Linked DNA regions of Mus musculus: region 1 is linked to region 2. The links are chromatin loops, found by intact Hi-C in ENCODE. Cell type or tissue: heart. All regions are shown on one strand. Links, peaks and the distances in the headings refer to the core of each region. The heading gives the core; the rest is flanking DNA.

What was found. Peaks named below come from ENCODE experiments on the same cell type or tissue, not always from the same donor. Only the 100,000 strongest peaks of a DNase experiment are listed, where the experiment ranks them.
Region 1: a loop joins it to region 2, with 2.4 times the contacts of the local background. A loop is called at or near these places in 7 of 42 quality-filtered maps.

The regions. Positions count from the first base shown.
Region 1 is chr9:107,460,141-107,467,751 of GRCm38, forward strand. Cacna2d2 (calcium channel, voltage-dependent, alpha 2/delta subunit 2) reads left to right here. Exons shown (of 38, transcript NM_001174049.1): 3 at 5,413-5,529. Among named protein-coding and RNA genes, the nearest start is that of Gm34037, 27 kb to the right of the region's middle. In heart, for the core only: a CTCF peak has its summit at 3,557 (motif pointing left); a DNase peak (open chromatin) is centred at 3,561; H3K4me3 peaks cover 1,131 bases; H3K27ac peaks cover 4,000 bases.
Region 2 is chr9:107,510,141-107,517,751 of GRCm38, forward strand. Cacna2d2 (calcium channel, voltage-dependent, alpha 2/delta subunit 2) reads left to right here. Exons shown (of 38, transcript NM_001174049.1): 7 at 1,861-1,992; 8 at 2,163-2,220; 9 at 2,914-2,964; 10 at 3,093-3,192; 11 at 3,333-3,491; 12 at 3,695-3,802; 13 at 3,905-3,983; 14 at 4,492-4,541; 15 at 4,720-4,809; 16 at 5,011-5,082; 17 at 5,279-5,353; 18 at 6,955-7,029; 19 at 7,111-7,182; 20 at 7,273-7,344; 1 more. Among named protein-coding and RNA genes, the nearest start is that of Tmem115, 20 kb to the right of the region's middle. In heart, for the core only: a CTCF peak has its summit at 4,645 (motif pointing left); a DNase peak (open chromatin) is centred at 4,531; H3K27me3 peaks cover 955 bases.

The sequences.
Region 1 (7,611 bases), core at 1,763-5,762, 51 kb before region 2:
TTTAGGACCTCCAGCCCAAATATTTATTTATTATCATAAATAAGTACACTATTACTGTCTTCAGACACACCAGAAGAGGGCGTCAGATCTCATTACAGGTGGTTGTGAGCCACCATATGATTGCTGGGATTTGAACTCAGGACCTTCGAAAGAGCAGTCAGTGAGTGCTCTTACCCACTGAGTCTTCTTGCCAGCCCAGTCTTGGGCTATCTGTGACCCTCACTTTCAGTTTCCCTAATGTCTAGCACACCCAGCCTGGCAGTCAACACCGATCCTTGGTGGCCAACTCCAGGAGCCTCTTCCATAGGAGTGTTAGCTCTGCCATTTACAGTCCATTTCCTGCCCTCTCCATTAGGAACATGGAAGCTTGAGGGGCTGGGTAGTTAAGACACCCACCGTGGCTGTCAGAGATGTGGTAAGAGAAGGTTTAGGGAACGGCTGCTCACCTGGGGAGAGCAGGCTCTGAGTGGGGGCTGGGAAGCTGGAGCACCTGGCTGGGCCCCACGCTGAGCCTGAGCCTTTGAGGAGACAAACAGAAGCGAGGCAAGCCTGCATCAAATCTTTCTTGTTCCATTTTCTCTCTGATTTAATTTTCCAGAGATTAGGGCTCGTTCACCTTCACTGCGGAGAAGCCTCAAGAGTGTGCCTGTTTTTACTCCCAGGGTTATGTGGTTGGTTAGAGGATCCAGCTAAGTCTGCCAGTCCTCTGCCCCCTCCCCTCTGGAGTGGCTGGCTTCCCCCTGCCCCAGCTCTTCAGTATCATCACCATCTTGTCTGCCCCAAGCTCCTTTCTGGTTGGTCAAACTCCCCAGTTCATCTCTTCAAACCCTTATGCCCCCTTTCTCAAAAGTCTTACCTTCAAGTTTAGAGATGGATGCAGAGGCCAGAACTGTGAAGCACCCCAAGGCAAGGGCTTTGGATCAGATGAGCCCCGTTCTGTTCCTAGCTCTTCCATGAGCTTCATTCCCTTCTCTTTGGCTGTTGAATGGGGATGACAAGAATGGACTGTCTTCCAGGGGCCATCGTGAATCGGTGAGGCCAAGCATGCAAAGCACCTGCCCCAGAGTAAGCCAATGGGACACCTTCTATGACCTCCTCCCTTTCCTCTCTTTTCCCTCCTCCCTCTCCCTCCTCCTTTCTCTCCCTCCTCAACCTTCTCACCCTGGGCAGGTTAGTAGCTGGCTCAGGCCTAGGCGCCCCCCCACACACACTGTTGCCAGCTTTCTGGGACTTTATATAGTACCCCTGATGGGGTCTGTCCATGATACTTGTCCTGAGGTCTTTTGTCGCCTGTGGCAGCTTTTTGAATGTCCCTGGCGTTTGGGGATGAGGCTGACTCTTTCTGTCCTGCGGGTGTTCAAGTTTCCCATCCAAGGGTCTACAGGTTCACTTCTTGTTTATGTAGCTGCCCTGGGAAGCAAGAGGTTGAGCAGAGGGTTTGGAACCCCTAAAGGGACCACAGAGCTAGCATGAGTGCCCTAAAGGGAAGAAGGTAGCCCTACTGAGTCACGACTATAGGTAGGAACTGAGACGATGTCTCATAAGCACAAGCATCTGAAGTGAAACTCTAGCACCTTCGTAAACACTGGGGACACTTGTAGAGATGGGAGGACCCCTGGGACTTGCTGGCCAGCCAGTCTATAGTCAAATCAGTGAGCTCCAGGTTCAGTGAGAGACATCCCCCACCTCCACATGAGGTGGAGAGTCACTGAAGGTGCCACCTGGTGTTGGCCTCTGGCCTCCACATGCACACACCTACACATTTTTAAAAATAGTGGTTTGAAAGTACATGGTAAAGGATGGTAGAGGCTCATGATATGAGGGACTCCGTACAACCCCATAAATTGTTCCTTCTGCCTTAACCGTCCCTGCTGTTCCTCAGGCCCTCTGCCACTGTCTCCTTCCCTCCCCCACGTGCCTACATGACTCTGTCTGCCTCCCTGTTCCAGCATCTTTCTTCCATCCCCTGTGGGGTGAAGTCTCTTTGCTCTACTAACATGGATGGCTTAGAGTTGCAGCAGCTTGGGTACCCACTGGTGCCTTTGTTCAAATCAAACCAGCTATCTGGATAAAGGTGAGGACCACTGAGGCAGCGTTGCCATGGGAACTATTACGTGTGGTTTTTTTTCCAAATAACTCTCTGGGACAAGGAAACCAGCAGGCATGTGGTCTTGCTGTGACTGAGGCCTTGCACCTTGTGCCCTGGCCTTTCTGCCATGTCCCAGTTGGTCCCAAGACTAGGGGTTGGTGTTGGTGGGAAACTAGCTAGCAGGATCCAAGCGCCACACTTTCTCTGGTCTCCCTCCTGGGTCCATGCTGGAAATCAGCTCCCTGGACCACATCAATGTGGAGATGACCTATCTCCTGGGTAGGGGCACCTGCTGCACTGTCATTTGGATCTCCCTTGGGCTCAGGACCAAGCTCAGAGCCCTTCCAGGGAACAGAGCAGCTGGAACAGGCCCAAAGGAATCTTGGAAGTGTGAGACACCAAGGGCCTGCCATTCAGGAGTCCCTAAAGGGCTTCATTTGGGAATGGGAGCTGACTGGGCTGGCAGCTTGAACAGCCACTAGGATTCTGTCTTCATTACACCAAAAACCCCTTACAATCCATTTCCTCACTCTAGGCAGGATTTAGAGCTCATAGGAAGACAGATCAATCGGGAGAGCATGGCTTCGAGGCCTGCTAGCAATAGTCCAAAGAAGCCTCAAATGCAGCCACCAGGGCAAGCGGCAAAAGGACCCTGTGATAGGTCCTTGGCAAGAAGTGGAGCAGGAAGAGAGCCTGGCAGAGGCATGCAGGGATGAAACCCATGTCCCAAAGCTCTGCTCTTCAACATGGAATCGGGCATCTGCCTTTGCTGAGTGTCCTCTGCACACAGACATGGTGCTTGGGGGGACAGCAGAAGAGCTAGCTGTCTCTGTGTGCTATCAGTGGCTCCCTGGTGTCTGGGCTCCTCTGTTATCACCTCCAGGGCCGAGAGTGAGGTGTTAGGGAAAAGGACAGGGTGGCTGAGGGAGAGAGTTGAGGGTGTGGGGCCGGACTTGGGTAAAACTCAGGAGAAGGAGGTTGGCTAGCCAGGAATGAAAGCTGATGTCTTTCGAAAGCTCTCAGCGGGCATATCTAGCAGAAGAGTGGGGGCAGGGTGGGGGCTGAAACTACTCTCAGCCTTGGTGATAGTAAAGGCAAGGGCACAGGGTTCCAAAGACATGAACTGGGCTGTTGTTCTTTGGCTTGCAAGGACTCCCATTCTCACACATATATCAAACACTGGGGATTCAGAAACGGTGACTTCAGGAGAACCTCAGACTCCCAGCTCTGTGTCACCTGTTGGGACCTTGGAGTGTGGCCCTGACACCAGATCTTTTCTGGCTACTGGATCCAACCCAGTAGTCACGTAGACTTCAAAGTGTATCCTAAGCCCTAGAAAGGGGTTCCCAGGCTTTTCAAAAAGACGTGCAGTCTTTGGGAAACCTGTGCAGTCCAGCCTCAGAGCCTAGGAATGACCTTGACAAGCGAATCTAATGTGTTGGAACGTCATCCCTTGGCCCTGACAAGCCAGGCAGCTGCGCCCCCTGCTGGCACAGATCGGCTGGGTGCTGCTTCAACTGTGTAGCCCAGACCGCAGTAGTAATACAACCAGACTATGCTCCAAAGCATGGAATGGGGTGTGTGTGTGTGTGTGTGTGTGTGTGTGTGTGTGTGTGTGTGTGTGTGTGTGTGTGTGTGTGTGTGTGTGAGATGTTAAACCTCCAAACCTGAGATGAATATATCAGGGAGGACAGAGCATGTGGCTTTGTCACTCAGTCCTTTGTCCAGAATTGTGTTCGTTTGTCTGATTCTTGGTCCTCCTAACAGGATTCTCTGCTTGCCTTTCCTTTGGTCCCCTGAGGGCCTTGGTCCAGAGGCTGAGCAAGGGTTCTATGGAACAACCTGCCCTGGTGTCCACTCAGCACCTCAGTCCTCCCTGGCTGTACAATCAGGCCTGCCACTCACCCCCCTAATTGCCACAGCTCTGTAGGAAGGAGCGACTTCATACAAATTATTTTGTTCTAAGAGAAGAACAAAAAGAAAAGAAAGCAGAGAGAGAGAGAGAGAGATGGGGATGGCGGGAGAAGATTGCCTGAGCCTGCTTTCTGTGGTGCCTTAACCCTTGCACTGCCAGGCACTAGGCAGTCAGCAGAGCTGAAGCTCTGGCAGCACCGAGCCTCCAGCCCTTCCTCCTGTCAGATGGCAGCGTCCTTATCTCTGCACGTCTTCTGTCACTCTCGACCGTATCGCTCCCTGCCTGCCTGTCTCTCATCAGGTGCCTCTGTCACCTCCTTATGGTCCCCTCACCACCAGTTCTTCCTGTCTCCCCATGCCCCCACTTCTGCACAGCCTGGTGTCGAGGCTCTGTCAGGGTAGCGGGCTTATGACCTCTAATGGTGAAGGTACCAACTTAGGGTACAGACTTCCTGGAATTGTTTGAATGGGGGCACAGACCAGATCAGGCTTGGAGACACTCTCAGGTGTAGAACGCATGCGTATGCATGCACATACCCCAGACCCCGAGCATGAACAAAGATGTCTGCAGAAATCTGCTGCTGGGATTCACATACAGGCTCCCAGGCTACAGCTAGAGGACCCAGCCACACCCAGCCCCAAGCCCACACGCTGGCATGTGCACACAGATGGCAATATCAAGCCATGTCACATACTAACCATCAATTTACACCAACACATGCGTGTGTACTGAGACCGCGTCTCCTAAGGAGGAGGAATGGGCAGATTCATTCTCCCTACCCGGTCTCCATCAATATTCTGTGCCTTGAATGGCAGAGGAGCCCTGGGGGCTCCTAGAACTCTCCGTAGTTTCTGCAAATAGCCCAGGGCAGCCCCCGCAAGAGGAGCACAGCTGCCTGAGGCTATGTGCTAGAGTAACTGTGAGTATGCACACGTGAGAGATACGTTCGCGGAGATGTACATATATGTGTGTGTGTAGGTGTGAGAGCATCCTCATGTGGGGATGTGGTTTATATTATATGCTTTGCGGCTCCCCCTCACTCACCACACACCCCGCCTTCTGCCTCCCATCCGGCCTGCTCTTCCCTGCCGCTGCTCATAGCACACAGGGGGTTGCAAGTCATGACCCCTGAGGCCCAGACAAGGCAAACTTCCCATCAACCACCAGCACTAGCCACCAACTAGCCTATACACTGGACCCTCAGCCCAGATGTAAGCTATAGAGCCCAGGCCTGCATTCCCCTCCCCTGAGATCATGAAGGCCCTGGATTCTGTGCTTGTTGGGGCCAAAACCAATGTCCTCCAGGGATAAGGGCTGAACTGAGGTATGCATACAGCGAGTAGATGAGACCGTGGCGTGGGAGCGATGGACCATTCTGGCCTCACCTTTAACCTCTGCTTCCTTCTAGATCTACAAGGACAATCGGAACCTGTTTGAAGTGCAGGAGAATGAACCACAGAAATTGGTGGAGAAAGTGGCAGGGGACATCGAGAGCCTGCTGGACAGGAAGGTCCAGGCCCTGAAGGTAGGCCAGTGTGTTGGGAGCTTGAGAACATTAAGAGAAGGCAGGGTGGAGTGGCCTTGACTGAAGGCAGTGCTCCAACCCTCGCTCTCACAGAGCACTCGAATCCCTGAATTCCAGCAGGAGAATCAGCAGCAGGCAGTGCTGTGGGGCTGTGGGCAGCCGTGACCGCTTTAATTGGGTTTGGCTGCATGCAAAGTGACCTGGCAGACCTAGGCTGTCCTGCCTCTCCCTCCCGCAGGGCCTGGAGTTTTCTCATTCCTCTTGGTCCCCTGCTTGTCTGTGGAGGGTGGAGTGAGTACCAGGTCAGAACAGTGGCTTGTTGGTCGAGTATGCCACTAGGTGGGCTGCAGGATCTGGTGGGGAGGGGAGGGCACAGAGGCAGCCACAGACAAGGGACGGCTGGAGCCCCTGCTCTGCCCAGATCTTAAATATTTCTCTGCCTGTTCCCGGGCCTCTGTCTTCCCATTTGTACTCAGAGAGGTAGCAGCTCACAGGCGCTGGGTTTTCATGAGTAGTAAGACCTGCCAGGTTAGCCTGATAAAGCAATCAGAGCCCCTGCTCACTCCAAGGACAGCAGGTGGGGAGGGCCCTCAGGAGCTACAGAGACATTCAGAAATGGGCAAGAGGCATCCATTCTGCCCATAGATCAGCAGCCCATGTAGAAGATAGCAATGTCTGGTTGAAAGGAAAGAAGGAAGGAAGGGAGAGAAGCAGGGAGGGAGGGAGAAAGGAAGGCAGGAATAAATATTTTGATGTGCTCTACAACATGGATAAACTCAAATGAATCCCACCAAGTGAAAGAAGCCAGTGACCAAGGCCACGTATGTGATCCCATTTCAATGAAGTATCCAGCAAAGGCAAACACATAAAAATGGGAAACTAGCTTACTGATTGCCACGGGCTAGTGGGGAGGAGACACTGCTGGTGAATACAGGGTTTCTTTTGATGGTAATGAAAATTTCTAAATTTAGATTATGGTGGTAGTTTGCATGACTCTAATTATACTAAGAACCACTGAAATGCGTGTTTAATCTGACTGGATTTGCTGTCAATTAAATCTCAATAAAGCACTTTAAAAAAAATTAGTACATCCATCCACAACTATGGCCAGGGTCAAGGCAAGACAACTCACCTAGATCCTTCATATCTAGACCCGATGGAGAATGAGTCTCCTTTTCCAGTAGCTGGACCCTGCTGTCCCTCACAAGCTCCTTTGTCTTAAGTGACCTATGTGTATGGAAGAGAGTAGTGGGGCTGACCTCTGAGTTTAGAAAAAAAAATGGTTTCTAAGGATCTCCCTATGATTATGAACCCAGCAAACCCCGAGCCGTGCCTAGAAAGCCTAGTCTCATCTGATTTGGGGGACCTCCTGGTCACAGATATGGGGAGTCAGTTGGAATGCAGGCTGTCACAGAAGGGGTCAAAGGTCTCTACCTACGAGTGTCAAGCCATGTCAAGTCTACCCAGCCAGCACACCATCCCCACCCCCTGCCTCTCCCGAATGTGTCCCCTCTCATCCTGTTCTGTCTCCTTGCCCCTCACTCATCCCAGCCCCTGAGTTTACACATTGCTTCCTAGGTTTCCTGCCCCTTCCCAAGTTACAGAACATAGTTGCCTTGTTCAAACTTCTGTTTTAGATAAGTATTTCGTATGTAGCCCAGGCTGGCCCCAACCTTCCAGTCTTCCTACCCCGTGCCTCATGAGCTGCAATTATGAACATATACTTCCAAAACTGGCTTGCCAGCCCAATTAGAGTCCTTCCCTACCCCCTTAACCCAATACTATAAGAACAGCCAACCCTAACAACAGACGAGGTTGGGGCATGGTCAGGGACCTCTCTTTTCCTGTACCCCACATACTCATCCCTGGCTGAGAGACAAGACAGGTACCTGCCTCCTCTCCTCTGAGTCAGGAGCACCAGCCCATTCCCTGGTATTTGTCAATGACAAATACAAAATGATTTTCAGCGGAAGGATGATGGGGCAAGGCGCTCACCACTTGGTCAGCCTATCATGAGCCATTCTCTTGGCACTTCCCATGGGAAGTCTGTGCTACTCCATCTTCGAGAAGGAGACATGAGGC
Region 2 (7,611 bases), core at 2,310-6,309:
GGCAGAGCTACTGTATAGGTTCCAGGAAAAGGGGGAACCCTAGGGTCTTCCAGGAAGCCCCTGTCGCCCTCAACGTCAGCCAGCCCCGCCCCCAGCAGGATGCCAGCAGATCACCTGCATGAGCCAGTCGAGAGGCACTATCACAGGCAGGCACACTAATTAAAACAGGAGCCACACCACCCTCCCCAGTCACCCCTCGCTACCCACACAAATTACATTTTATATGTTCTTTATTTACTGTGTCACTTTTAATTAAATCTGTAATCGCCTGCCTGAGGGGGCATGGTCCCCATTTCCCAACTCACTGTGATCTGAGGGTGTGCGCATGGGTGTGGCGTGGGCGTGTGTGCATGTGGGGGTATTCGCTTCAGTGTGTCATACAGGTATGTCCTTGTGGTCGCAGATATCTGTAGGGACAATCCACCTGCAGCAAGAGTCACCCCTCTGCTGGCAGCCTGAGGGACTTCCAAGTTTCTCAGACAGGAAGAGGCCCAGGGATGGGTAGGCATGCCATGCAGACTCAAGGACACATGGCATTGTGCGAAACATTTGGGTGCCACGCTTCATTTTTTCCTTAAAAAGAAAAATAGAAGTGTTCAACTCACTAGGCTTCTAAATCAGAAACAGGACCATAACACGCTGCTCAATAGGCAGAGCCAATGGAAGAAAGAGGTTTCATGTTGATATTGTGGTCAGTTAAGAAGAACCAGAGACAGAGAGGGATGAAAGCCAAGCTCAGGGAGCAAGACAGCAGAGACACAGCACAGCCCGCACACAAAGCAAAGGCAGAGGGGCGGGCGAGGGTTGGCAGGCCCCTGGGCACCGGCAGGGCCTGAGAGGCTGTCAGGCACAGCTCATCTGTTCTCAGGGAATCAAAGGCCTGAGAGAACCTTCTCTGCCTGTCACTTGAGATCTCTGATAGGGATCACGGAGGGTAGAGTGGCCTGATCCAGTGTAGAGATAAAAACATGCCACACACACACACACACCAGGTAGACTTCGGGGCACCCTGAGTGATGGGACAAGAATGCCATCCAGGTTGGTCAACAGAGTAGAGATCAGCCTTGGTCGGTGGTAGGCCTGGCAGAAGGGAGGGGCCACCCAAGTGCAGCCACAGGGGTTAATGAGGGTGGGTAACTGGTGGTGAGAGCTCCTGTGTACCCCTCGCCCATGGTAGCAATTGGGTGGGTTTGGGCGTAAGGGGCTGGGGCTCCTACGTTTGGCTGGAAGCACAGAAATTAGAGGCAGCGATGCCTGCCATGGATGCAGGCTGTATGTACGTGCGCATATGTGTGCAAGTGTGTGTGCGCGCCTGTGTCGGAAGAGGATCCTGGCCCCACCCCTGCCCCTCTGCAGCCCCCACTGCTGCCCCTGCCTGCTCCTGGCCCCAGTTGATTAATCATGGAGCTGAGTGGCTTCCAGCTTATCAGGTACCTTAATAGCTGAATAATTCCAGCCCCATCAGCGGGCCCTTAATTGCTTTCTTGTGGCTGCGGCCTGGAGTGCATGCTGAGTGGGTGAGCTCCCTGGGGGCCGGCTGCAGGCTCCAGGCAGCATGCTGGATGGGGGCCCAACTCACAGCTCCCTGCCACCCAGGCGGCCCTTCTCCACAGGCCACAAACCACATCAGCCCTGCTTGCTCACCGAGGCCTGGATGAGGGGTAGGCTGAGATATTCCTTTGATGATTTAGAGGAGGGAGAGCAAGAAAATCTCCCTGGAAGAGCTGGTGTGGCCCCACATGAGATCCTGGGAAATCAAAGAAAGCCTGGGCAGGCAGAAAGCAGGGGAGGCCACGGAGATGGGTTTAGCAGGGGGCGACCCCGAACCTCCCAACCCCAGCCTTCTGCCCTGCCCCTCAGCTACCGTCATCCTCAATGAGCTTAACTGGACAGAGGCCCTGGAGAACGTCTTCATTGAGAACCGTAGGCAAGACCCTACACTGTTGTGGCAAGTCTTTGGCAGTGCCACGGGAGTCACTCGCTATTACCCAGGTAGGCACCACTGTCTCCCTGGCCCATCCAGCACCCGTCTTGCTCCATCTCCAAGCCTACCCATTCTGAGGTCCATGGGGTACAATGAACCAGGTCAATCCCCATCACTCCCGCCTGCTCCAGTCAGACCCTTCTGCCGGGCCGGGCCCCTTCACCCCCTCTTTCCACAGCCACACCATGGCGAGCCCCCAAGAAGATTGACCTGTACGATGTCAGAAGACGACCCTGGTGAGTGAGCAAGGGGGGTGGAGGCGAGACACCCCCTCAACTCCCCATCTTTCGTGCCCGCTCCCCTCCCTCCCAATATCCAGACCTCCGAGCAGGGCGCAGCCAGCTCTATCCAATTTTCATTTCACACATCGCTGCCACTGGAAAATGGATCCCATCGCCCAGGCAAGCCGCCCAGCTGCCTCTGCCCCCACGCGTGTCGTCCACTACCCAGCCCCCCCACACCCACTCAGAACTGAAAGCAGACCAGGGAGGGTGCTTCCAGGGGTAGCTAGAGCCTCCGTCAGGTCAGCCGGCCCCACCTACTCATTTGATCCCTGGACACCCCGACCCTCTGCTCTGCCTCTCTCACACTACTCCATGATCTTCCCTCCCTCCTCCATTACACAGCCAGACTCTCTGGAGTCTCTCTAGGACAGAGGACACAAGCCACTAAAGCCTTCTGTCCCCGTGGATCACCTGCCCCTCCCCCTCACCTCTTGTTTACTTAATGAGGGAACCAGATCACTCACGTCACAAGAAAAAAAAAACTGTCTTTTTTATTGAGCATGGTCTTCCCAGTGCCCAGGCCCATTCCAACCCCCATAGTGCGTGGTCAGTAGAAAGAAGCACAGGAATCAGTAAGTGGGTGGAAGAAGGAAGACCCCGCAGGTCCCGGAGGTGCCGTCCTTAACTGAGTCTTCTCACTGGCAGGTATATACAGGGGGCCTCATCACCCAAGGACATGGTCATCATTGTGGATGTGTGAGTGAGCCTTGTAGGCTGGTGGGATGGGCTAGGACTGGACTCTTCTGCCCGGGCACCTTATGAGGGAAGGACGGGAAAACCCTGAGAGCCCACATGCATGCGCCCCCTCCATGCCTGGTTTCCAGGAGTGGCAGCGTGAGCGGCCTGACTCTGAAGCTGATGAAGACGTCCGTCTGTGAGATGCTAGACACGCTCTCTGATGATGACTATGTGAACGTGGCCTCAGTGAGTGGCAAGGTGGCAGGCAGGATGGGTACCACTCACCCCCATCCAACCTGCTCCCATGACAACCATCAGCCCTGTACAACAGCTGCACACTGTGTGGCCAGCCTGAAGCCACTCACCACCCCCCACTGTCCCCACAGTTCAACGAGAAGGCGCAGCCTGTGTCTTGCTTCACACACCTGGTGCAGGCCAATGTGCGTAACAAGAAGGTGTTCAAGGAAGCTGTGCAGGGCATGGTGGCCAAGGGCACCACAGGCTACAAGGCCGGCTTTGAGTATGCCTTTGACCAGCTACAGAATGTGAGCCCCACGGGTGGGCAAATGGGTAGCAAGGGGTGGGCGAGGGACCAGGCTTAGTGACATGGGAAGATGAAGATGGATTGCCTTGTTAATAGTAAACAGGCAGCTTAGACAGACAGTACCATCTGCCGTGAGGGAGGAAGCCCCACCCTGGACCTGTGAGAGACCAAGGATTGCCTGACTCTGTGTTCATCCTCCACTAGTCCAACATCACGCGGGCTAACTGCAATAAGATGATCATGATGTTCACGGATGGGGGTGAGGATCGCGTGCAGGATGTCTTCGAAAAGTACAATTGGCCCAATCGGACGGTGAGCCTCAGCCCTGGTGGGTGGCTGCCCTGAGCTGGGTCCAGGACGGGAGAGGGCCGTCGTCCTCCGGTGGCCATTGTGATAACCTCATCGTCCCGGCAGGTACGTGTGTTCACGTTCTCCGTAGGACAGCATAACTATGATGTCACACCCTTGCAGTGGATGGCCTGTACTAACAAAGGTACCTCATCGGGTTTCAGCCTCTGCCTGCTGTGTCCTTCTGCTAGCTGTCCATCCATGTGTCCAGCTGTCTGTTCACGCACTGTGTGTCTGTCCTTCCATACATACCCTTTTTCCGGTGCTTTGTCTATTTGGTGGGCTGTCTTGCTTGACCATCTGGCTGTATGTCCCCTGTCTGTCTGTCTCCAGCCTTTCTGCTAATGTCTGTTTGTTGATCAATCCATCTCTGTTGATTGATTGGGTAAAACTCACGTTTCTGACGTCCTCGGATGAGGCTCCTTCCTCCACCCTGTCTCTGTTAACCACTCCCACCTCTGCTGCTTCTTTAGACCCCTACAATCTATCCTCTCCTGTAGCGTTGGTCACAGTGCCAGGGCAGTGACAGGGAGCATAAAGGAGTTGGGGGAGAGTCACAATACACAGAGTGTTGCAGGTGTACCCAGGCGACATTACCCCCTGTGCTGCGGGCCTTGCTGTGCCAGTCAAACCCACATCTCCTCCCTTTGCAGGTTACTATTTTGAGATCCCTTCCATCGGAGCCATCCGCATCAACACACAGGTGAGGTTGTGGAGGAGGCGGCCCCTCCCAGGCCTTGGCTTCCCTCTGGTTGTGGCTGCATGCTTTGCGTGCTTTCCAGCCATGGGCCGATAGCGACCCCTGGTGGCTGCTGTTGTCCATGGCAGCAGATGAGAGAAGAGTGAGTTGGGAAGGACATTTAGTGCCTCTCCTCTCCCAGGAATACCTGGATGTGCTGGGTAGGCCCATGGTACTGGCAGGCAAGGACGCCAAGCAAGTGCAATGGACAAACGTGTATGAAGATGCACTGGTAAGGCTTCTGGGCAAAGAAAGGGGACTAGTGGCCTTCCCCCAAGGATGTCCCCACACAGTCAAGACCCTCGAGGGGCCCCTTATTGGTGTTGACCAAGTAAAAGAAAATGACAGGTGGCCTGTGGCTGGGCCCCTTCTCTGAACACTCACAGTGAAGACAGGGCTGGCCACAGGAGACCCCATCCTTCTCTCCCTTCAGGGGCTGGGGTTGGTGGTAACAGGAACTCTCCCTGTTTTCAACCTGACACAGGATGGCCCTGGGGAAAAGAAGGTGAGTTGCCCAGTGGGTTATCTGGGGAGGAGTTGGCATGCCTGGAGCAGGTCTGGGGATGGAGGAGGGTTAGGGCATGCTACAGATTTGGCAAAGCAGCTCTCCGTATCAGCAGCTTAGCCCTTAGGCCTGGGCCAGGGGGTTCTACTATGGAGTTGACTCATTATAGCATACCTTCCCATTCCTTTGTGTCCAGAACCAGTTAATCCTGGGTGTCATGGGCATCGATGTGGCCTTGAATGACATCAAAAGGCTGACTCCCAACTACACAGTAAGTGTCCACCTGCCCCTCTGCCCTGGTTTGCTGTCCATAGTGACACAAGCCAGACTCAGCAGGGGAGACATGGGGACTGAAAGACCGTCACAGAAAGACTTCCCAAAGGGTTTGGTCTGAAGCTGGGGACAGCAAGCTTCACGGGAAGGACTAGTCTGTGAGTGTTTCAGGCCTTGCTGATCTAAACATCCATTTTCCACGCTAATACTATCATGTGAACACAGCTGCACACAAATCATTGATAAATGGCCCATGCAGATTTGTTTCATTTTTATTGGTTGGTTTTTTGAGACAGGGTCTCTCTATATAGTTCTGACTATCCTGGAACTCACTACATAAACCAGGCTGGCCTCAAATTCACAGTGATCTGCCTACTTCTGCCTCCCAGGTACTGGAATTAAAGGTGTATACCATCATGCCTGATGGCCTATAAGGTTTTATTTGTAGATATTGATATTTGAATTCCATAACATTTTTACAACACAAAGTAATTATTTTTTTATTTTTTTTCAAAAAATACAATGTGTGTGGATATTTTGCCTGGATGTTTTTCTGTGCTGGGTACCTCTGGAGTCCAGAAGAAGACGCTGCATCCCTGGAAGTAGAGTTACAGATGCCCATGAGCTGTTGCATGGGTGCTGGAAGTCAAACCCAGTGCTCTGGGAGAGCAGTTAGTGCTCTTAACTGTAAGCTGCCTCTCCAGTTCCCAACCTTAAAACCCACTGGGCAGTGGTGATCCACTCCTTCAATCTCAGCACTCAGGAAACAGAGGCACACAGATCTCTGAGTTCGAGGCCAGCTTGGTCTACAGAGGGAGTTCCAGGACAAACAGGGCTACACAGAGAGATCCTGTCTCAATAAATAAATCAAGCCATAAAACCCACTTGAGGCTTACAGACAAATTATAGCAACAGGTGGCAGGCCAGATTCAGCCCTGCCCAGAAGTATGCTGGCAGGGGGTAGGGGTGGGGTGGGGCAGAAGGACTCTTCCAAATAAGAGCCTGAGAGTGGAAGGCAGAAACTGGAGCCAAGGAAGGGACAGACAGGATGGTGGTTTGGCTATTCAGAGCCTGTGCTTAGAGAACTTGGGTCTCAACTATGAAAGCAAGAACAAGTGCTAAATGTGTGTGACAACTTCAAGCCTGAACCATGGGAAACCTTTGTTTGGCCTGAGAGGCCCCACATACAGTAAGAAACTCAGAGGCAATGACTTGTTCTTGGATGCCACTCCCGGGTCTTCTGCCAGGCCTGTGGGAGCCTAAGAGTCTCTCCTTCCTGTCCACCACCACTAAAATGGGGACAGGAAAGCAACATTTGAGAAAGTAGTGGATATGAGGGAGCCACACAGCGGCCCAAAAGCAATAGCCTGTGAGCGAGCGTCCTGCAGATACAGAGGTTGGGCTGGCTGGTTCCTCCGTGGGAAATGGGAAATGGAGAATGCCCACCTACCTACAGGGCTAGTCAACCTTGGCGTGGACTGGTGTACAAGGAACACCCAGCCTGTAAAGGCAAGCAGTATGGGAAACAGAATGGAGGGCAGCTCAGAGTCTAAGAAATCCCCACTCAGCCCTCTGAGCCCCCCAACCTGTACCCCACAGCTCGGCGCCAATGGCTATGTGTTCGCCATCGACCTGAACGGCTACGTGTTGCTACATCCCAATCTCAAGCCCCAGGTGAGCCAAGTGAGTAGCCCCCCGAGGGCTGGGAGCCCCTCCAAGACCAGGACTCCTGACTTCCTATCTGGCTTCCTGTAGACTACCAACTTCCGGGAGCCTGTGACCTTGGACTTCCTGGACGCAGAGCTGGAAGATGAGAACAAGGAGGAGGTGAGCTGAAGGCTTGGGGGCGGGGGGGGGGGAGAGCACAAGAAAATAGCTGGCGCGGGAGCAGGGGGTTCACACCTTTGGCCCTTGCAGATCCGTCGCAGCATGATTGACGGCGACAAAGGCCACAAGCAGATCAGAACCTTGGTCAAATCCCTGGATGAGGTATGGAGGCACAGACCAGGGAACAAGGGCATCGGAATGGACACCCATCCCTACCCACCCTCCCCTGCCCGCTCACCCAAGAACCTGATGCAGCCTCCTCTCCCAGAGGTACATAGACGAAGTGATTCGGAACTACACCTGGGTGCCTATAAGGAGTACCAACTACAGGTGAGTGGGCCAAGCTGGGCAGACAGGGAAGGGAGAGAGTGACCCTGACATCTGAACCTGGTTGCTTCTCTCCTCTTGCACCCCCCATCTGCTCACAAT